Linked DNA regions of Homo sapiens: region 1 is linked to region 2. A link is an interaction called in ENCODE POLR2A ChIA-PET data of the cell type or tissue named here. Cell type or tissue: A673. All regions are shown on one strand. Links, peaks and the distances in the headings refer to the core of each region. The heading gives the core; the rest is flanking DNA. Region 1 has its middle 33 kb from the start of PRXL2C. Region 2 has its middle 13 kb from the start of CTSV.

Region 1 (4,390 bases), core at 232-4,231, 360 kb before region 2:
TCGGCCTCCCGAGTAGCTGGGCCTACAGGCGTGAGCCGCTGCACAGGCCGCGATGTGGCAATTTCTTCCCAAGTTTGCAGTGTATTTTTACAAATACTAATTTAATAGCCTGGAAGGTGTGTCTCCTGGCCCAGGCCGAGCTGCAGGGGGCGCCAAGCTGCGGCTATGAGGGGAATGCAATGGAACCAAATGCTCTGAGGAGCCCCAGCACCGTGCCTCGACCTCACCGGATTCTGGTCCTCACTGCCGCCCGGGCCTTTCCGCTTCTTCACCAAGGCGGACAGGCTGACGCACTACCACGCCGCGCGACAGCGACCGCGCGCAAAGCGCCAGGAACCCCCCCTACTGCCCGCCCCGCGCTGGCGAAGCGCGACCCGTCCCGCCCCGCCCCGCCCTCGGCACAGCGTCAGAGGCGGGGACGCGCGCTGGTCTATTTTTGGGCATCCGGATGGCGACTGCGGGAAATCGAGTTCTCATGCTGGGGCGAAAGGTGTGTCTGCAGGAGCCAAATCCAAATGAGCAGTCCAGGTACTTCAGAGTTTTAACCTGAGCGAAACAGGAATGTCTCGGGTCTTAACAGGACCGTCCGCCCGCTCGGAAGAGGCGAATCTCCCACGGCAGACGTCTGGGTGTGCGAATGCCAGTTGAGCGGGGCCTCGAGGACGCGTCACACACAGCGAGGATTTGAGGAGGGAAGCGCCTTCCAGGTAGAACGGTTTCTGGGTTCAGAGAACGGAAAGTTCAGTAAAGTGCGTAGGGGTGAAGTGGGGATGAGGCGGGAGAGGGATGCAGCAGCTAAAATATTGCTTTGAATACCGTATTTGAGGCGTTTGGACTTTATTGTAAACGCATTTTTTAATTTAATTTTATTATTATTATACTTTAAGTTTTAGGATACATGTGCACAACGTGCAGGTTTGTTACATATGTATACATGTGCCATGTTGGTGTGCTGCACCCATTAACTCGTCATTTAGCATTAGGTATATCTCCTAATGCTATCCCTCCCCCCTCCCCCCACCCCACAACAGTCCCCGGTGTGTGATGTTCCCCTTCCTGTGTCCATGTGTTCTCATTGTTCAATTCCCACCTATGAGTGCGAACATGCGGTGTTTGGTTTTTTGTCCTTGTGTAAACGCATTTTTAATTTAAAGAGTGTTGTGAGGCCGAAGCGGGCGGATCATGAGGTCAGGAGTTCGAGACCAGCCTGGCCAACATGGTGAAACCCCGTCTCTACTACCTATACAAAAAATTAGCCAGGCGTGGTGGCGCGCGCCTGTAATCCCAACTACTGGGGAGGCTGAGGCAGGAGAATCGCTAGAACCCGGGAGGCAGAGGTTGCAGTGAGCCGAGATCGCGCCATTGCACTCCAGCCTGGGCACCAGGGTGAGACTCCGTCTCAAAAAAAAAAAAAGAGTGATGTGATGTGTATTTTAGAGAGATAAGTGCAGTGGATTAAAATGGATTAGAAAAGGCAGGAAAAAACGATAGGCTGTTAACTTCGTTTTGGCTCTAAACTTCTCGTAAAGAAGTGGAGCAAGCAAGATGGGGAATGGAAGGCAAGAAGTATGAAATCTGAGGCGGACCTTTGCAAAGGATCGTTTCAGTATGACTTCACAGGGGAGTTAGGGAGTATAGGTGATATCTCAAGAGTTATCTCGGCCAGAGACAAGGGAGCTGGGCTTTCATACACTTACCTTGTTTTTCATGGGTTAAGGGCCGCTGAAGAGGATGTAAGTGTGCAGACACGCCTAGCTCTGCACATTTAGGGAAAGCAGTTTAATAGGCTGAACAAAGGCAGTCCTCTCAAGATGACCCTTCAGTGTGGGCATTTGAAAGTGAAAGCAGGTTGAAGTTGAGTGAAGGGGCAGGTGTGTGTGCACAGAAGTGGTACAAAGTGATTGGAGGGGGTGTATCAGTCAGGGTTATCCAAATAAATAGAACCAAAGGTTGTGTGTGTGTGTGTGGATAAGGAGGTTTATTTTAAGGAATTGTCTCATATAATTAAGGAGGCCAGGAAATCCAAAATCTGCATGGTGGACTGGCAGGCTGGAGACACAGAAAAGAGTCATTGCTGCCGTTCAAGGCTGAAGACCCAGGAAAAAGCTGACGTTGTGGTTCAAGTCTGAAAGCTGTCTGCTGCAGTTCCCTCTTGCTAGGGGGAGGTCAATCTTGTTCTAATCAGGCCTTCAGCTGACTGGACGAGGCCCACCCACGTTATGGAGGGCAATCAGCTTTACTCAAAAGTCCACGTATTAAAATGTTAATGTCATCCAAAAACATCATGGAAACATCTGGAATAATGTTTGACCACATATTTGCGTACTGTGGTTATGCCAACTTGACATAAAATTAACCATCACAGGAGGCATCTTGGTGGATGACTGATGTTGTTCTTCTATATATACATTTTGTTGTTTTGTTTTTACGAAAAGAAGATCAGGCTGGGCACAGTGGCTCACGCCTATAATCCCAGCACTTTGGGAGGCCAAAGTGGGTGGCTCACTTGAGCCCAGGAGTTTGAGACCAGCCTGAGCAACATGGTGAAACCCTGTCTCTAGAAAATATACAAAAATCAGTTGGGCTTGGAGGCTGAGGTGGGAGAGGATTGCTTAAGTCTGGGAGGTCAAGGCTGCAGTGAACTGTGATTGCACCACTATGCTCCAGCCTGGGCAACAGAGTGAGACCCTGCCTCCAAAACAAAACAAAAAAATCATTCACAAGGCAGCCTTTCCCAGCCGTGATAGACAGGATTGGCCACAGGGCCAGGGTGGTACAAATGAGCCTGGGAAAACTCTTGGGTATTAATCATGAAGAAACGTTTGCCAGCATGGCTTCACACTCTATGACTGGGTTGTACATATCAATTTTGCTTAAGGGAGAAACTTGAATTTCCTTGTATTTAAATTTTTTTTTTAATAAGTAGAAGCAGGTTTTAAGATGTTATGAAGTCAGACTCTTGCCTTGCCAAATATAGGACAGTATTTCTCTACCATTTTCTCCCTTCAACACATGACAGATTTGAAATATACATCAACGTACTGTTGGAATCATAAAGATGTGCTTTCTGAAAGGTTAATTTGTGAACTCATATTTAGTAGCACGGATTCCCTGACTTAAGTACTCATTTGATAAACATTATGCCAAGAAATGTGCAGAGGAAACAAAGGCAACCAGACCCTGCCCCTGCCCTTAGGCAGTTTACATCTGGTGGAGCAGCGTAAAGACCAGCTAGAGAACAGAGAATGTTAAAATGCAGATTCTCTCCTTCAGAGTCCAACTCAATAAGTGAGGTCAGGAATCTGCATTTCAGTAAGCCCCCAGGTGATTTTGTTGCAAGCTGTCTGGGTTATACTTTGAAAAACACTGATCTGGTGGGAGAGAGAACTCAAGATTGTGTAATGAGTTCAAGATTAGGTACTCATTCCTCTGATTCTTCCTGAAATACGTGGGGTAAACAGTGCATGGTTGCAAAAGCAAGGTAATCTGAAAGCCAGAATCAAGATTATCTTCCAAAAGTGGATTGAGAAGACTGAGAATGCCATGGATTAAGGTAGCTTTCTGTAAACTGGGCATATATTGATTTGTGAGAGAAAGAGGTATCAGAAGATCCCAACTCTTCAATCCATTTATTCAGCAAACATTTGTTGAGTGTCTGTGTTGTTCCAGTTGCTCTCAGGCATACCGTTCTGTTTAAAGGAAAATAATCCCTTCACCTGTGTCCTAAATCCTACTACCTCCTGTTTTCCCATAGGAATTACTTTATTGGTTGTCAGCTTCTTTTCTTGTATCTTCAGTCTTTCCTCTGCTCATTTCAACATATAAACACCTCATTTCAACATATAAACACGTTTCAATGTGTCTCATCTGAAAAATAACAACTTCTTTGACCCCTGTATCTACACTTTCTCTGACCATATCTGCTTTGTCTTCACAACCACGTGAGGATGCTTTTGGTTGCATGTAGCGGTAATACAACTCCCACTGGCTTAAGCAAAAGGAAATGTCCTGTTTTAAGTGACTGAAAAATCTTTAGGCAGAGCTTGGTTCAGTATCTCAAACATTTTTTTAGGACTCTGGTTTCCTTCTGTCCCTCTTCTCTCATTGAATCCTTACTCTCTACTTGAGGCCCACTTCCTACCCAATCTAGCAGCTTTAAATTCTCTCCTTATTGTTGTATTGACCATGGGAAGAAGATCTTTCCTAGTAGCCCCCAAGGAAGAGAGAGGAAGTTTGACTTTTTCAGAAGGACTCAAGACTCCTGGATAATACTGTATGTGGTATAATGACTACCATTGTGATCCTGCCTCCCTGTAACCATATCTTTTTGCATGTCACTTGCACACTGAGTCTGGGCTTGAACATATGACTGACTTTGGCCAATATAATA
Region 2 (4,390 bases), core at 111-4,110:
AACTAGGTGCTTTTGGAATGCAAACTTATAATTTTGTGAAATGAAATCACAAGATAATAATAAAAGTAATAATAGTAAGTGAAAAAAGAAGCTCAGTAGAAAATGAACCAATAGGAGCAACAATTATCAGTACTCCTTGACCCAAATTATCACTGGCTTTGGAATGTAGCTATTTCCAATCCCATTTCTGGTAGGCATAAATTTTGTACAACTGACTTACTTTCTCAGAGCTTTGGTTTCATCCACTACAAAATGTGGACAATATCAACTACCCCATAAGGTAGTATTAAAAATTAAATGAGAGGCTGGGCATGGTGGCTCACACCTGTAATCCCAGCACTTTGGGGGCTCGAGACAGGTGGATCACCTGAGGTCAGGAGATCGAGACCAGCCTGGCCAACATGGTGAAACCCTGTCTCTACTAAAAAAACAAAAATTAGCCAGGCATAGTGGCATGTGCCTGTAGGCCCAGCTATAGGGAGGCTGAGGCAGGAGAATTGCTTGAACCTGGCAGGCAGAGGTTGCAGTGAGCTGAGATTGCACCACTGCATTCCAGCCTGGGTGACAGAGTGAGATTCTTGTCTAAATAAATAAATAAATAAAAATTAAACGAGCGAACACAAGTGTTGATATAGTCAGCCATCTATAGAAATTTCTCCCATGAAAATTGGCATATCTTTGAGAAGTGACATTCAATCCAAAGGCAGAGTAACTTTTCTGTGAAAATTGTTGCCATTGAAATTCTATATACTGACCATGTTTATTGCTTTAACCATTCTTGCCCACCTGCTATCCCACTTGTGAAACTGTGAAATATATATTTGGTTTCGACCCTGTTTCCTGACATATGACTCCTAAAATCCTTAGAAACACCAAAATGGTGTCTTTCTGTTTGCTAATGATTGACTGGTGGCTGGCAGCCCTTCAATAGCTTCAGCATGGGGCTGGTAACAGGAAAGAACAAGGCAGGATTAGAGGGGTAGGACTTGCAGCCTCACCCCCGAAACCTCTAGGGAGGGGAGAGGGACTCACAGTTCAATTGATTACCAATGGCCAGTGGTTTAATCAATCATGCTGACATAATGAGGCCTCCATAAAAATCCAAAAAGGACAGGATTCAGAGAGCTTCCAGATGGCTGAACACACGGAGGTTCCTGGTGGGTAATACATGGAAAAGGCGTGGAAACTCTGCACCTCTTCCCCCGTACCTTGGCCTGCGCGTCTCTTCAACTGGATCCTTTATAATAACCTAGTAAATGTAAGTAAGTTTTTCTGAGTTCTGTGAGCCACTCTAGTAAATTAATCAAACCCAAAAAGGGCATTGTGGGAACATGCACTTGAAGCCAGTCGGGCAGACGTTCCAGAGGGCAAGCTTTTGGCTGGGTTCAGGGGTGGGGGTTTGGTCTTGGCCCTCAACCTGTGGGATCTGATGTTGTCTCCAGGTAGATAGTGTCAGAATTAAATTGAAGAACACCCTGCTGGTGTCCACTGCAAAACTGATTGCTCATTTGCTGGTGGGGACCACCTATTTAGTCACAGAAGTCTTCTGTGTTGATTGTTTTGGTGTGAAAGCAGAGAAAAACACAGTTTGAGTTTTTCCAGTTTCACATCTGGTGTCAGAGGAGTGGGATTTGTTAGACTGGCTCTGGCTCATGGAAACACATGGTTTGGTGAAAGAAAGGATGCAAGGGTAGGGATAAGACCAGAATCCTTTGATTCCTGGGTGGCCACATGGTCATGCACAGTGTGGAGCTGTTGAGTTACTAAAGGTAAAAATTACTGGTGTAAGAATTAACAAAAGAAGAAAGAAACACAAAAGGTGGCTTGATATTTTAGAGAAAATAAACCTGAGAGGTGATTCTGGCCGTTAGGTCAAAGGACTTTTTTTTTTTTTTTTTTAGATGGAGTCTTGCTCTGTCCCCCAGGCTGGAGTGCAATGGCATGATCTCGGCTCACTGCAACTTTTGCCTTCCAGGTTCAAGGGATTCTCCCTGCCTCAGCCTCCCAATTAACTGGGATTACAGGCACCCACCATCACACCTGGCTAATTTTTGTATTTTTAGTAGAGATGGGGTTTCACCACATTGGCCAGGCTGGTCTCGAACTCCTGACCTCAGGTGATCCACCTGCCTCGGCCTCCCAAAGTGCTGGGATTACAGGCGTGAGCCACTGTGCCTGGCCCCTACTCTCTTACAGACTAAGAGTTTTTAAGGATTCAAGATGGGAGAGTTTATCAGAGGCTTGGACTGCTTCTATATCTCTTTGTTGTGCTTATCTGGGAGGGAGAGTTGTGTGTCTGTTCCCATACATCTTCCTGCAGCTGCAGGCGTATCCCCCGAGTCTGCTTTTAGCTTTCCTATCTTAGTGCCCCTGCAGGGAAAGGAATGTGCTAATCAAGACCCACTGTTTTACTGGGGCCCATTGTATGAGGGTGAAGTTTGGCAGTTACCCAAGAGACTTCCCCCACTCCCCGCTCTGTGCCAGAGCTGTCTTATCTGTGTTTCATTGTCTGCTTTTCTGGCTGCTTGTTGTTAGAAGTGATTTTCTTGAAATGCATGAGGCTAGAAAGGGAGCTGGAACTTAAAGAGGCAGTGTTTGTCTGAGATGATGGTGCTCCTGCTCTGTCAACCAGAATTTTTTTTTTTTTTTTTTTTTTTAAAGACAAGATCTCTGGCTCTGTCGCCCAGGCTGGAGTTCAGTGGTGCCACTGTGGTTCACGGCAGCTGACTTCTTGGCTTCAAACAGTTCTCTTGCTTTGGCCTCCCAAAGTGCTGGGATTACAGGCATGAGCCACCACATTTGGCCACCGGTGGAATTTAGAGATGGATCCAACTCTCAGGGGGTTGGTTCCCCGGATGCATAAGAAAATGCAAACTGATAAGTAAAAAGCAAAATATTCAATCCCTTGGTTATTGTTATCTGTAATAGCTATGCAGACCAAAAGTTGAAATAACACGCACTATAAACTTAAAGAAACTTACTTTTATCCTGAGCCAAGTTTGAGGACTAATAGCCAAGAAACAGAAACTCAGTGCAAACTGAGAATGTGTCCCGTGCACTATTTACATGTTGGGAATGGGAGGAGGGGGCAAAGGCGACATTGTTCCAATTCTATTTACGTGTTCTTTTATATAGAAGACGGGAAGAGTAAGGCAAAGGTGACATTGTTCCAATTCTACTGGTGCTCAGTTGCTTTGTACCTAAGATAAAGCAAATGAGCAGTTAATGTTTATGGGTTGAAAGGCTTAGGAAGTATGCAGGCATCTTAGGGTCTGGAGAGGGGTGATTGATTCTATCCTGCCTTTGGGCTTCATCTGATAGGCAATGTTGTCATCAGTACCTGCCAGTGAAATATTTGAGACTCCAGCCTTGCAGGGGAGGGTTGAGCTTTAGCTTACAGGTCTAGTATCTATTGCCTGTATGTCCAACCTGCAGCCATCTTGAATCGCCTAAACATTTTTTTCTGGGCTGGCTGCAGTGGCTCACATCTATAATCCCAGCACTTTGGAAGGCTGAGGTGGGAGAATTGCTTGAGCCCAGGAGTTTGAGACCAGCCTGGGCAATGTAGCGAAACCCTGTCTCTACAAAAACTGTTCAAAAAAAAAAATAGCCAGGTGTGGCAGCATGCACCTATGGTCCCAGCTACTCGAGAGGCTGAGGTGGAGGCCCTGGAGGTGGAGGCCTTGGAGGCTGAGGCTGCAGTGAGCCATGATAGTGCCACTGCACTCTAGCCTGGACAGCAGAGTGAGACCCTGTCTCAAAAAAATTTTTTTTCATATTTTTCTTTTTCTGACGGCTGAAATGAAAATAAAAGAGAGTGCTGGGTCAGAGCTTGATGCTAGACCAAGCTCAGATTTCAGTGAGTCTGAGCTTTGGCCACTAGCCTCAAAGCTACGCACAAAGGAGAAAATTATGCAGGGACAACAGAAATACCTCTGAGACCCATGATTACCAAGAAAGTAGTCAGTGCGGGGGGAGGACAAAACCAAGTAACTGTTGAAACCAGAGGGTATGGTGGAAGGAATTGTTCATTTTGGAGACCAGTATCATTAGCTTTTACTAAAGCGGATTCTGAAGTAACTGACTTAGGAGCAGGGTCTTTGGTTTTGTATGCTACAGGGTGCAAGAGCATGTTTGGGTCGATGAGGGACCCACAGTTCACTATTGAACATCACAGATGGCTATGTATGATGCAGACACAGAGGAGGTTATTTCCGAGGAAACAGCCAACCTGGTGGATTGGAAAAAAGCCACTGTAAGGTCTGTTTACCCTGAGAAGGGAAACTGTCCCTCTCCCCCTGTAAATGCCAAGTGGAGCAACCCAGATGAAGCAATTGATATCCTTCATATGTAAGCCATGTGGGACTGGTTTTCTGATGAATGAATATTC

Evidence for each region. Peaks named below come from ENCODE experiments on the same cell type or tissue, not always from the same donor. Only the 100,000 strongest peaks of a DNase experiment are listed, where the experiment ranks them.
Region 1: POLR2A ChIA-PET joins it to region 2 with 27 read pairs; 1 of 35 experiments calls an interaction of 5 or more read pairs at or near these places.

What each region holds. Positions count from the first base shown.
Region 1 is chr9:96,686,618-96,691,007 of GRCh38, forward strand. No RefSeq gene overlaps it. Among named protein-coding and RNA genes, the nearest start is that of PRXL2C, 33 kb to the left of the region's middle. In A673, for the core only: no CTCF peak of the experiment used is centred there; a DNase peak (open chromatin) is centred at 284; H3K4me3 peaks cover 573 bases.
Region 2 is chr9:97,049,614-97,054,003 of GRCh38, forward strand. No RefSeq gene overlaps it. Among named protein-coding and RNA genes, the nearest start is that of CTSV, 13 kb to the left of the region's middle. In A673, for the core only: no CTCF peak of the experiment used is centred there; a DNase peak (open chromatin) is centred at 2,468; H3K27ac peaks cover 852 bases.